2 separate regions of the Homo sapiens genome follow, and region 1 is linked to region 2. The links are chromatin loops, found by intact Hi-C in ENCODE. Cell type or tissue: dorsolateral prefrontal cortex. All regions are shown on one strand. Links, peaks and the distances in the headings refer to the core of each region. The heading gives the core; the rest is flanking DNA.

Region 1 (2,500 bases), core at 1-2,500, 130 kb after region 2:
AGAGGGAGATGAAAAACTACTGGCAGCCAGTACTTCTTAAAAGAAAAAGAAGCATGTTTTACTTCTCTGGGGTGAACATACCAATTAAAACGATGCTGTGTTGTGACAGATTACTGAGCAATTAATGCCTGTTTGAGCATCATGCTAGATGCTTCCGCGAAAGCAACCTCACTGAGGCTGGGGCGGCCACACGTTACAGCAAAACAATCCTTCCTCAAACTTCCTGCAGCACCCTTCACGCCGAGGAGCCCAGAAACCACAGAAAACATTTTTTTTTCTTTGAATCTCCAAGAGTTACACTGGAAGAATTAGCTTGGCAGAAAGATCTCAAGATTGAATTCTATTGGGGATTTCATACTTTCCTCATTTGTAAGCAAAATCTATTTTCCATGAGATATTTTTAGCGCAAGCAGCTCCAGCTGCCCTATTCCCTTTCACTATACCATTAGATGTTGAGGCCATTCCAGAAAGGACACGTGATTTCTAAGCATCTCTCTTTGGTTCTTTCCTAAGTGACTAGTCTCGCAGGAGTCAGGGAATACCAGACTCTTAACTACCAAAGACCTCAAAGTCCTTCCCAGAGCCTTGAATTCTTATTGATAGGATGTTAAAATGCTTTACAGCTGCTTTTTCTAAGAGGTCAGCTTGGCGGAGCTTGCTCAGTGACCTCAGTAATAGAGATATTTTCAGCCCTGCAAGCCGCGTATGTAAATATAAAATTGTATTAGGCTGCAGAACTGCATGTGTGGGAACAGAACAACCATACTATTGAGAGGAAATCACAGGGGAACACTGGTGTCTCTCACTCAGGGCTGGTTAATGCGTGCATACTTTGGTTAAATCATCTTGATCTAGTGAACTCTATGTTTCAGATAAGCCAGTTTCATTTCTGGAACTTATGAGCTATGAAAAGTAAAACCTCAATCACTTAGTGAGATGTCCAGCAAAATTTCCTTCAGGAAGTGTTTACGTTTATAAAAAAAAAAATCATTTTCACTCCTTACATGATACCTCAGGAAAAATTGTGAGTGTAAAGTCAGGTTTTCAGTTGTGTGATTTGAAAAAGTAATTTATTTGTGTGTCTGAATGGGAAAGACATATTTATTCAGACCTCTGAAAGGAGAATCGAAGAGCTTCATTGTAATGAACAGGAAACATGCTCTCGATGTGAATTGAGAAATACTTTCTGAGCGCAGTGCTCTAATATTCCTGAGTGTGTTCAGTTTCCGTGGATCAAATCTTTCCCATCTCTGCATCCAAGCTATTTGGCCATGATCAGATGATCAGAGCTCAAGGAAGTGATTGGAGAGTGAGCCGGCTGCAGCTGCAGTGTAGGCTGTTTTCAGGGACAAGGAGCCACTGTTTTGCAAACATAGCATCAACATAGAAGTTATTTTGTAGGCTCCAGGATGCAGCGATGGGCTGCACTGCCAGCATTGTTCTGCTTCAAGCTTTTCGTTCTGTGGTCCAGAGGAGCTGTCCACACATTTGTAGACGACGCCAAGAGGAACCATCCCACGAAATTTTGCCTCTGGAAAGTGACGATGAAATGAATAGACCCAGAACCCTCATCATAATGGTATGGTATCCGTGGTAAAGCAGCCTCAGTGGATTGAACTGTTATTATAGAGAGGTTACAATTTAGGGGTTTTGGTGTTTAGCGTTAGATAAAGGCATGTGTGACCTAGAGTTTACTACTCTGAAGTACTGTTTGGGGAAAATCTTTCGGAACTATTTCTATCATTCAAAGAGCATATTTTCTTCTTCTTGTATCTGTCATGAAACTGTACAGCTTCTCGGTCTACCAGAAATTCTCTTCTGCCTCATGGTTTGCATGTTGTTATTACCTTTTGTGCAGAAAATAAGAGAAAAATTTGGAGTTTGGTTTAAGTGAGTGGATTTTATTTTATAACTATAATTTGAAAGAAGAGCCCAAAATGGGCGTTTTTTAAAAATCACATGTAACCATTGAAGTTGTATAGATGCTGATAGTTGGATCTTTAACTTCAGGATATTTGGGGCTTTTCTTTCTGACTCTGCAAAGGAAATGCCTTTCCAGAATGCCTAACTTAGGCACAATATTAGAATAAAGAATTAAGAATTTTGTAGAATGCATAGTGTTTTCATTAGAAAGCTTTTTCTTGCCACTTGTCAAATTACATTTTTGTCTGTGCTTTAATTGTAATAAACAATGTTTTCCTTTTTTGTGCATCTGTTTGATCAGCAAGAATAAATTTGAGGGTAGAGTTCTTTCTTTCTTTAAGTTTAAAAAGAGATCTGCTTAGTCACTAAAATTAGAATAGATGGTATGGTAAAGTTTCCAAAATTGAGGAGACATTGAAGTCTAGGTGGCTTCAGCATAATCGACTTTTTTCTCTTAGATTTCAATGTTGAGATATCAAGGATGTAGTAAATAATGAATGAAAAATACCTGTTACTCTAAAAGTTCTTAAATGAAAGTCATTTGGCTTGGGCTATGCCTCTGAGTGACAGAATACTA
Region 2 (11,608 bases), core at 3,952-6,451:
AATCTCCTACCAGTAACAATGATTTCTGGAAAGTGACCTAGAAAGTACATTTCATATCACAAATTATTATTTCCTTAAATCTGATCAGGCTGCTCCTTCACACACACACCATTCCTCTTCTCCTCTCTGAATAGGGAATCATCTTTCACAGAGAGGGGGATCTGGCAAGCTTTTTAATATTAAAAAAACTTAAATACTTTCCATGTGTCTTAAAATACTCACCAGGGGAGGCAAAAATAATCATTCTCTCCTCTTTCTATTGTTATTCACTCAGGAGAAATATTTCCTGCTGAGAATAATCTTAACAGGTGATCAAAAACACGAGTGGTTTCTCTAAGTTGGATTGTACTGAATAGAGAATAGGAGATAGAGGCTCTGCAGTTCCAGACATTAGAAAACCAATCAAGAGAAACTAGCCAGGTTCTACGATCAAGGGAAGGGGCATGGGCCAAATTAGCCATACACCTGCCTGATCTGCAGACTTCTAAGTGTTTATAAACATATCTCAAAATATATAGCATGAGTCATAGGTCAATTTGTTGTTTCTCTCTTTCTTTTTTTACACTTTATTTCTTCTATCCCATTAGAAAACCTTCCCTCTTAATTAGGTAATCAGAACCTGCAAACAAAAGTTTAGTGGTTCACCCAGGCATAGTGGTTCACTACGCATTTTGGGAGGCCGAGGCAGTTGCAGATCACATGAGGCCAGGAGCTTCAGACTAGGCTGGCCAATATGGTGAAACCCCATCTCTACTAAAAAATACAAAAATTAGCTCAGCATGGTGGCATGCACCCGTAATCCTGGCTAATCAGGAGGCTGAGACATGAGAACCATTTGAACTCAGGAGGCAGAGGTTGCAGTAAGCTGAGATTGCGCCACTGCACTCCAGCCTGGGTGACAGGGCAAGACTCTGCCTCAGAAAAAAAAAAAAAAAAAGAAACCTGCAAAACACAAAAGTTTGGTGGCTCTAAAATAGCTTTGAGTATTTGAATTGAATTAAGCCTCTAAAATGAAGAAGGAATTTTTCACTGAAAACTATGTTCTCTTCCCTGTCTGAATAGGTACAGTAAATATACATATATACAGCTATATATATATGTATATATATTTTTATATACATATATTTATATATACATAAATATATATATTTTTATATACATATATTTATATATACAAATATATATATATTTTTATATACATATATTTATATATACATAAATATATATATATATATATGTCGCCCAGGCTGTAGTGCAGTGGTGTGATCTTGGCTCACTGCAAGCTCTGCCTCCCGGGTTCACACCATTCTCCTGCCTCAGCCTCCCAAGTAGCTGGTACTACAGGCGCCCGCTACCAAGCCCGGCTAATTTTTTGTATTTTTTAGTGGAGACGGGGTCTCACCATGTTAGCCAGGATGGTCTCAATCTCCTGACCTCGTGATCCACCCACCTCGGCCTCCCAAAGTGCTGGGATTACAGGCGTGAGCCACCATGCTCAGCCTAAGTAGAGTAACAATATTAAAAACAGCTAACATCATTGATGTGGGGAAATTTCTAAGCACTTCACATGTATAAGCTTATTTAATCTTCACAGAAACACTTTATCATAGGTACTATGATAGACTAAGACTTTACTCTGAACAGCTCCTCACCATACAGTCTGTCCTGTGAGCAGAACATGACCCCAAAGTGGGAGGATGAATGTTTCAATTTGTGAATAGCAGTGATTGGATTATGAGTCCATTTCTGGGTTTAACTTGATTCTGTAAAATATTGCTATTTTCTGTAGATCTGTTTGCAGGCAGTTTACTTATACCTATGTGCCATTGAGTCTTTCTCTAACAAGTGAAAACAAAATCACCCAGCATTAGAAAAGAGTCAAAGCCATTTGTGTTATGATTTCAGCTACTTAGACTTGCTATTTTAAAAAGTGATATGTATTCCCTGCATGCATCCTACACAGTATTCATGCTGTTCAAGATTACAAATTCAGAATGGAGATTTCCCACTTGAAATCACAGAAATGGATTTTACTTGTAATATTAGTGCCATGAAAAATAATTATGCTTCATCCAATGCTATAAATTTCTATCATGCTCCCTCTCCTTAATATGTAGTGAATTTCACTAGGACAAAATATGCTTTTATCACACAGTGCACTGTGACTACATGTCGATCCTGTCCGCAGTTGTCCACTTTCCTCAACCCTAACTCAAGATGAAGTCATATATTACTGACTGCCAAGGGTGCTCTCCAAATAAAGTGTGTGGCTTGGCACTCACAGCTAGTTGAAACTGATGCCAGTGCACTTCTTACAGAATATCAGGACTCACTAAACAATTGTTTTGGGGAAAAAAAATTTCACAGAGCCCTTCTTGCTCATATATGTAGTCTGCATTTGCCAAGGGTAAAAGCATTCTCTTCCAACTGATGATTTGGTGCACCACAAAAGGGAAATACCTGCTGGTATGCACAGGTGACTGTTGTCACCATTCCACTGCACACTGCCCAACAGGGCCATTTTCTCTCTAAGCATATTTGATATTTGTTGTTAACTTTGAAGGCAGTTGTATCAGCTTCCAGGCAATCATGTGACTTGTGCTTGGTTTTGCAAGGAGAAATGAAACCTTAAATGGTGTCACTTGACTTTTTGGCTTCTCTTTCTTAACAAAAATAAGTTAATTAGGTAATTATCATTTTTGGGCTTGATCTGGACAATTTTAATAGATTTGCCAGAGAGGTCACTATGCAGTTTTATGGAACTCATGCCACTGCTTGACCAAGTTCATACCAGAGAGAACAATGGTGATTAGAAGAAATGGAAGGAGTGTGCAAATCCTCCACATTTCAGTAGTTTGCTTTTTCTTTCTCAACTGCTTGTGCAAGGTCTTCACACTTGCATGTTCACTCGTCACAGCAGGCACACATTCACTGGGGTGCTCGTCACTCTGTATATCAGGGGTCCCTAAATCCCTGGCCATGGACTGGCATGGTACAGAAGGGGGTAAGCTGCAGGCCAGTGAACATTACTGCCTGAGCTCTGCCTCCTGTCAGATCAGCAGTGGCATTAGATTCTTGTAGGAGCAAGCAATAAAAGGTGGGTTTCAGAACTAAATGTTGAAAGAGTAGAAGCATTTTTGTTTACGTACTCCTGGAGAATATTTGGAATTAATTAAAGACTGGCCTCTGCAATTAGAAATAAAATAATCCTATACATGTTGGAAGGGAGGAGGCAAATTTCATTATCTGTAGCTGATATCATTGACTAACTAGAGCATTCAGATTAATACTCCAAGGATAAACTTGGCCCGAGCCATGCCTGACCTGAACAAAAGAATCCTCTTCTTTGCTCTTTGAGCGCTCTCTTTTCATCAACTTTTAGGCACTCATAGGAAGGCACTTTGAGAAACATGAAGAAATGGAATGGGTGAACGTTGTTATAGACCTACACAACCAGCTCTGAAGACAACAACTTTTGGGAAAGCTTCAGAGAGGCAAAGACGTTTAAGCAGATATTAATATGTTGGAGATTCTTGTTCTTGTTAGAGCAATGACCAAAGGGATAGCAAAAAAGATCGAATGGGAAAACGAACTAGGGATCTTTCTTGAATGTGAGGTTTTTCTAGTTTGTGTTGTCCCAAAAGTATACTCTAAGACAAAGATCAAGTGTAAGTATTTTATTTGGGAGGCACAGACACACTGTTAGATGAGTGGGGAAGTAAGACAAGGAAAGGAAGTCAGTCACTAATGGTGTGTTATCAAGCCAAATACTATAGTAGGTAGCCAGAGCTGACTCTCATGGGAAACTCTGGAAAACACACATTTCAGAATTATTCTACTGGAGGTATCAGGGATTGGAAGCATTTATACACGAGTCCCAAGTCTCCTTGGTTGAGGATATTGGTTGGAGGCCCGGGGGAATTCATTTCTCAGGATTTGTAGCTACTTCAAGTCCGGGCAGAGTGGCTTTCTATGGAATGAAGCTTTTAGGCTTGGAGAGGCAGACACCAGCTGCTGGGAGTTGACTAAAGCATGCCGAAATGGTTGAAATAATAGAGATAGGAGTACAGGAGTCAATAAGGATTAGTGGTGGATTGAACCAGGAGTGAGGGGACAAGACAATTCAAGGGTTACTCCCTGGCTACGCTTTCAACCACTGGGTTGATTATGCTGAGGTTGGGAGGAACTGTGGATGACCTACAACGTAACAAGGAAATATGATGGAATAACAGGGACGGAACTACACACATGTGAGACAGCCCCTAAGAAACTCATAGAAATATCTTGTTGGTATTGTGAAGGGTGAAGATTTCTCGAGATCATGTGTGGCCTCCAGTTTTCATGATTTGAATATTATCGAAAATATGACCTTATTTCTAGCCACTGAAGAGTGATACCCAAAAATATAATTTATATACTACAAGAGTGTTTGCAGCTTATAATCTCCAGGATTCTTTAAACAGAATAGAATACAGAAGCTAAACATAAACATCTATAAAATAAATGGCACCATTCAAGGTATTTGCAAAACTGTAATCAAGCTATATCACGATGGCCTTCATATTTTGTTAGCTCCTCAGCAATGAAATATTAAATTTGGCTAACCAGATGGCCTAATATAGAATTAAATTAAATGATTAAATTTAACCATTTCAATTGACATTCCATTGGGTTCACCACTCTAGAAGAGAGAATCTTGAGGGAAGTGAGGCTGCTGTTTTATAACTTTTCAAATGAGGCAATAAAGCCCATGGGGTTGTCAACTACATATGAAATATGAACTGCTCATAGGCAGCAGAACACAAAACAAAGCTTCCTTATAATAAAAAGAAAAATCACACCCTTGGCTTCCCAGTCATTATTATTACAGCAATTCAATTCACGTAGAAAAAAAATTTTAAAAGAAATTAACAGAAATTTCTAGCCATATGTTTATCATAACATTGAACCACTGTTTCTACTTATTTTCTCTTTTTCTTCTTTTCAGTATATCAGCTGACAGCTAAAATTGGCCTACAAACCCCCTCCCATTTGACTCCTCTCTGACCCAATTCAAGCTCCCCAGTGAGAGAAGCACAGAAGCAAAGCCAGCATTTGGCATTTGTTTACTTCTTTGTGTCTCAGCACAAATGATGATACCACTAGAAAGAGTCCAGGGAATAATATTTCTTTGTTATGGTGCAGCCCGCACACCTGCAGGGTCAGTGCATGCATTGTTTTGTGGTTTTCTCATATGCCAGACCAGATGAGAAAGCAATTCTTGTTATTGCTTTGTGATTCAGTATACCAACCCATTCTAATCCACACACATACACACACACACACACACACACACACACACACACACACAAATGCCAGTTGGAATGTGTGTGCAACTAAGTGCATACTTCAGAACTCTAGGCAACTATTAATTTTTGTGTTTTACATTTTATAGCAGATGTTAATTAGGAAAATTTTTAACTGAGTCAAAAAATGTTAATTGAATTATCATGGGATTACATCGGTAAGTGCTGATTTCACCATTATGCTATGTAAAGTTGCATCCATGAGTAAATTATTCAGAGAATTTTAATGAATTTTCCACTATTCCACAGGACTTTTTCTCCCTAGTTTCTCCTTGTGTAGTTGACCAAATAGAAAAATTTAAGCTGTAACAAGATTATCTGGAAATCTATTAAAAATTAGATAGAAAAGTTGTTAATTTACTCTTCTCATGGTGCATTATATATTTTGGGCATATACAATCTTAGGTGAGTACAAAATTTATTATCCAAAAAACTGAAATTTATATTCAAGCTCAGTAGACATGAAGCAATTATAGTTAATATTCTAAACACATTATAGTAAATAATTTAAGATCCAGCATTTGTATATTTCTGCAGATGATGACATAGTGTTCCATGAGGCCATCGTGATTGTAACACAGGGTATAGTGTAGGATTCCAGAGGGATTTCACAAGCAGAATTCTCCCAATCTTAGCAGGAGTCAAAAATTAAGTTTGGCTCACCTAACAGACTTGAGTCTTATCCACCCATAGATTCTGAACATTTCCTTTATGGGTTTGACTTCTATACTATAAATTGCTTGCTTCTCAGGGATACTGAGAATTAACAGTTGTCGTATTTTTGGCAGTTTGGGAGAGGCACCATGGTATACAGTCTCCTCAAATCTGGCATTCACTGCCAGCACTTATACTGAGCATTTCGTAAACAATGAAACATCTATTTCATTTGCACCACTGTTGGATAATCTCAGGCCTTAGGGACTTCTGGATCACAGATGTGACAGATATCAGATTTCAACAGCCTTTGAAACAAAAATGTTCCTGTACATGGGTAGAAATTCCAACCATGTATTTCTATAATTTCATACAAACATTTTGAAAACGAAGTCACAATTATTTTATTTTGTTAAGAACATTCAATGCCTGTGACATTGTATTTTACTGGGTGTTACTCTATCTTTTCACCATTCTACAGAAAAAAATCATGAGATACAGTTTAGTGTAGCAGCAGGGCACAGGCTTGGCATCAGACTGAGCAAAATTAGTTCTGGGCTGTCACATGTAAGAGGTTTATTAGGGGGAAAGATGCTCAGACTTTCCAAACTGTTAACAATTTTTCTTTATTAATCTGTTTTCCATGCATAACACTTATAAGAGGATGGTTAAATAATATGAAAGCATGTAGCATACTGAAAGCCTATAGTCCACAAAATGTAACGAGTGACATGAATCCAAAAGGAGAATGTGCATGTGTGCATGCGTGCACGTGTCCATGCTGACAGCTACCATTTCTGCATTCAGAGGAGAGAGAGGATTTCCCAGGGAACAGGCACTGTGGCTATCGAAAGCAGGGCCTGCAGCCGAACCTGGAATGCAGAAGTGAGAACAGAGATGGCTAAACTGCTCTGTAGGATGAAGTTTAAAGAAAAGGGGAAGAGTAACCTTTTGTACTCACGCTGTTTATTTAAAATCATTTGTAAAAATGATTTGGCGTCTTCCTGTGAGTGGGCTGGAGGGTCGGGAGTCCCAGGCACTGAAAGAGGCAAGTAGATGAAACAGAAAAGGAAGGCAGCTCTGAATGAGGGCCTGCCCCAGCGACCAGAAGGAGGCCCTTGGCCAAGTGGGTGGAGACAAAATAAATTAATGGTCTTTCTGTGATGAAGTTCAGCAGTGGATTTCAGAAACAATGGTGTCTGATATCTAATTTTACTGATTTTCCCATTCAATAGTATAATGCCTTGCCCCTTATCACCCTCTGGTAGTCAGTAAAGGCTAATCTTCCACTAGTTTCACAGTGTTCTTACATTAATGTAACCTTAGGGTTTAAAGAGAAGTAGTTATGACCATACGGGGACAGGGAAAGGAGTCCAGAGAAGACTAGATCACCAGGAAGATATAGCAATGAGATGGCCAGATGCTACCAGGGAGAACAAGAGCACCTGGGAATACAACCTTCAGCATGACAGGCCACAAACATGATGTGAAAGCAACCTCTGAAATTTTCCAACAATAGTTGAAAAGAAACTGAATTTCTTATGTTTATATCAGAGCGAGACATCATTTTTACATTAAAAAGAAAGATAATCCCCAATTTCAGGAAAACTTCAGGATATTCTAGTTAAAGAAAGCGTTAGTAAATTTAAATTTCAAAAAAATAGCTTGAGTTAGTTCAAAAGTAAAAAACTAAAATTAAGTTGATTTATAAGCCTCATTGGTGTTTATTTAAATATTATTTTTCAAAGGTTAATGATCTACAGTAGCCTAATTGTCCATCAACAGATGAATGGATACAGAAAATGTGGTACATATGCATAATAGAATATTCAACCATACAAAAGAATAAAATTCTCTCATTTGCAACAACATGGATGGAACTCAAGGACATTAAGTTAAGTAAAATAAGCCAGGCACACAGACAAGTTTTGTATGTTCTCACTGATATGTGGGAGCTAAAAATTAAAACAACTGAACTCATGTAGATACAGATTAGAATGATGGTTACCAGCGGCTGGGAAGGGTACCCAGGAACAGGGGGAAAGTGGGGATGGTTAATGGGTATAAAAATATAGTTAGATAGAATGAATAAGATTTGCTATTTGATAGCACAATGGGGCGACTGTAGTCAACTATAATTTATTGACTATTTAAAAATAACTAAGGGAGTGGAACTGGAGTGTTCTTAACACAAAGAAATGATAAATGCTTGAGGTAATGGATGGTATTATTCTAAATTCCCTATAGTGCTACACATTCACTTCTTTTTTTTTTCTTTTTTCTTTTTATTTATTTATTTATTTTTTTTTGAGATGGAGTCTCGCTTTATCACCCAGGCTGGAGTGCAGTGGCATGATCTCGGCTCACTGCAAACTCTGCCTCCCAGGTTCACGCTGTTCTCCTGCCTCAGCCTCCCAAGTAGCTGGGACTACAGGCGCCAGCCACCACACCCAGCTAATTTTTTGTATTTTTAGTGGAGATGGGGTTTCACCGTGTTAGCCAGGATGGTCTCGATCTCCTGACCTCGTGATCCACCCGCCTCGGCCTCCCAAAGTGCTGAGATTACAGGCATGAGACACCACGCCCAGCCACACATTCACTTCTAACTGGGATACCACTTTAATAAAGGTTTGATGTAAAAGTCTTTTCTCAATATTTAACAAGTTAGCACTGAATTTTTGCTGCAAACACACTTTTCACATTTAAAACTTGAGTCCTGGAATATGTCTTGGGGGTCTGTGGGTCATGGAGTCTGACTCTTTTCATTGAGAGTTCATCAGGGAGTTGTTGAAGCTGATACAGTTTGCAGAGATTCCGCACATGCAATATAACACCACCAGTAGAATGACCACGAATGTGCACGAGAAATGCTAGATAATAACTAATCAAACTTCCAAACTGAACAAGCTTTACATTATTTTTTTTGCATCTTCTACATTTCTTACCATGTAACAATCCACACAGTGGGTAAAATATCCAGCAAGTAAAAGAATAAAAGGTACTCTTCAATTTACTGGATATTTTGTACCTTTTTAGAAAGAAAACAAGGTGAGAAAAAAAAATGCCCCAAGGACACTCTAATACTAGCGTAGTAGAGCCTACCAATTACTCGAAATTCACTCTCTTTTTTATCCAGAAGTCGATGGTGCCATTAAAGACATCTTTCAAAAGATCCTCCACACTAACACTTTTCTCTGAACTAATCTTATTGCATATTAATATAGCAAGGAGAAATTTTCTTAGGAAAAAAACAAACAGTAGTCAGCAATGAAATTAGTTTTTGCACTGAAGTCAAATCATTATTTTGTCCAAAAAAAGTGATATTGTTCTTAATCTTTAATGTTTGTGTTTAAAACATGTTTTAAATTAGCTATTTTATTGAATTAAAATTATTTGAACATCAATTATTCAGATTGAATCATGCGAAGATCTAAAAATAATACATGTAAATCAATAAATACACCTAGAAAGAGACTTGGGCAGGACAAAGAAATTTGTGCTATAACTTTCCAGTGCTGGCCTTATTAGCAGTAACAGTTGCTACTTTCTTGCCTATTCACTTAGGAGATTTTTTTTTGTAATTTTATACATTTAAAGAAAACAGATGGGCGTCATGGAAGTAACTAAGCCTAAACAATTTCAATATTAATATTATTCAAGGATAAATATTTCTCCAAGAAAGTAAAAACGTCTTGGTAATGTGATACCATCAAGGAGGGTACTTCAGTGTTAAAGGTGATTTCTGCATGAAAACTTCAAGGAAATAATAAGGCATGCTACACTCACAAACTCTATTGTCAACAAAGTACTAAGTTTTCCTCCAAAGTTTGGGGCAGAAAGCAAAAGAAAAATAACAGTGTTGCAGTCACCCCTAAAGGTGAAATGCTTGGGTGTGGGGGTGTCACTGACCAAAGGGAATGTTTCTAGAATGTTCTAGAATAGAGGATGCTTCACATCTGACCCAGAGTTCCAGAGGACTACACTATGGAGATAAAAGAAGACCACTATTCAGGGCAGAAGTAAATATTACTGTGGTTTCATTAGCAGTAAAGGTCAGTGCACCAGCCTCCCCCCAATTCCAGCTATAAACTGAGAAGCAGATAAAAATCACACTATCAGGAGAAAAGGAGCCAACTATGTGTAACCTCCTTGATCTCTCAGACACAAGTCTGTATGGACTTTTCCTTGTTTAATGATAGTAAAATGAAAATAGGGCATGTTATGAAAATAGGGATCTGGGGGAAAATGCTGTAAAAAAAAAAAAAAAAGGAACAAAGGCACTGAACAATCCATTAAAAGTTGATCTCCTCCACAGAATACCACAAGAAATTGTCCTTACAAGAAAAAATATCCAAGGGATAGAAAAGAAAACAAGGGATAGGAAAGCACAATTAGATAGATGGAAAGGATAAAGAAATATTTCAAGAATACTAAAAACAAACTATAGGAATGGCAAACTAAATTGAAGCAAAATTGATGCTGTTTTAAATGTAATCAATATTGTAGAGACCAGACAAGCAATTTTCCTAGAACCAAGATGAAAGAGCAGAGGAAAACAATGATATGAGAAAAGAGAAGAGAAAATGTAGAGAAAGACTCAAGAGTCAATAAAAGATGACAGGCAGTAAGTTGAAAGAAAAAAGAGAAAATTTGAAAGGAAAAAATAAACATTTGTAGATGAAAGGGATCTCTGTATCTCATACAAAATTAATGGGAAAAAAATGAAGAAGAAAAGACAGAGAAAAATATGCTTAGTCATTTTACAACATGGAAACATTTCTGAGCTAGTTAATATCCTTTAAGGATAAATTCAAATTCTAAAATCATTCTGGCAACAGTGTTAGTTTGGACTTACCACCATTACCTCCTTCAAAAACAATTCTTATTTATTGTCAAATAATAACATTGTTTATTGTAAAAAACAACAATGTTGTCTTATTCACTGCCAAAAGACAATGAAATGACATTGGTTTAGGCCAGTGGTTCTCAAAAACTTTGGTCTCAGGATCCCTGCTGTAGTCTGAATGTTTATGTCCCCCTAAAATTCATATGTTGAAACCTAATCTCCAATGTGTATTTGGAGATGAGGCCTCTGAGAATTGATTAGGTCACGAGGGCAAAGCCCTAATGAATGGAATTAATGACCTTTTAAAAGAGAACCCAAAGAACGACCTTGCCCCTTCCACCATGTGAGGACACAGCAGGAAGGTGCCATCTATGAACCAGAAAGTGGTTCCAAACCTGACAAAGCCTTGACCTTGGACTTCTTAGACTCCAGAACTGTGAGATGAATTCTGTTGTTTATAGCAACCTAGCTTATGGTATTTTGTTATGGCACCCTAAACAAACCAAGACAATCCCACAAATTCTTTTTTTTTTCTTTTTTTCTTTTTTTTTTTTTTTTTTTTTTGAGACGGAGTCTCGCTCTGTCACCCAGGCTGGAGTGCAGTGGCGTGATCTCAGCTCAGTGCAAGCTCTGCCTCCCAGGTTCACGCCATTCTCCTGACTCAGCCTACCGAGTAGCTGGGACTACAGGCGCCCGCCACCACGCCCGGCTAATTTTTTGTATTTTTAGTAGAGACGAGGTTTCACCGTGAAAGCCAGGATAG

The links. Peaks named below come from ENCODE experiments on the same cell type or tissue, not always from the same donor. Only the 100,000 strongest peaks of a DNase experiment are listed, where the experiment ranks them.
Region 1: a loop joins it to region 2, with 16 times the contacts of the local background. A loop is called at or near these places in 3 of 110 quality-filtered maps.

Annotation. Positions count from the first base shown.
Region 1 is chr2:224,981,286-224,983,785 of GRCh38, reverse strand. The region is part of intron 1 of DOCK10 (dedicator of cytokinesis 10); the gene reads left to right. Among named protein-coding and RNA genes, the nearest start is that of MIR4439, 28 kb to the left of the region's middle. In dorsolateral prefrontal cortex, for the core only: CTCF peaks have their summits at 1,172 and 1,409; DNase peaks (open chromatin) are centred at 185 and 1,395; H3K4me3 peaks cover 2,500 bases; H3K27ac peaks cover 2,500 bases.
Region 2 is chr2:225,108,150-225,119,757 of GRCh38, reverse strand. No RefSeq gene overlaps it. Among named protein-coding and RNA genes, the nearest start is that of DOCK10, 71 kb to the right of the region's middle. In dorsolateral prefrontal cortex, for the core only: no CTCF peak of the experiment used is centred there; a DNase peak (open chromatin) is centred at 5,187; H3K4me3 peaks cover 1,042 bases; H3K27ac peaks cover 2,500 bases.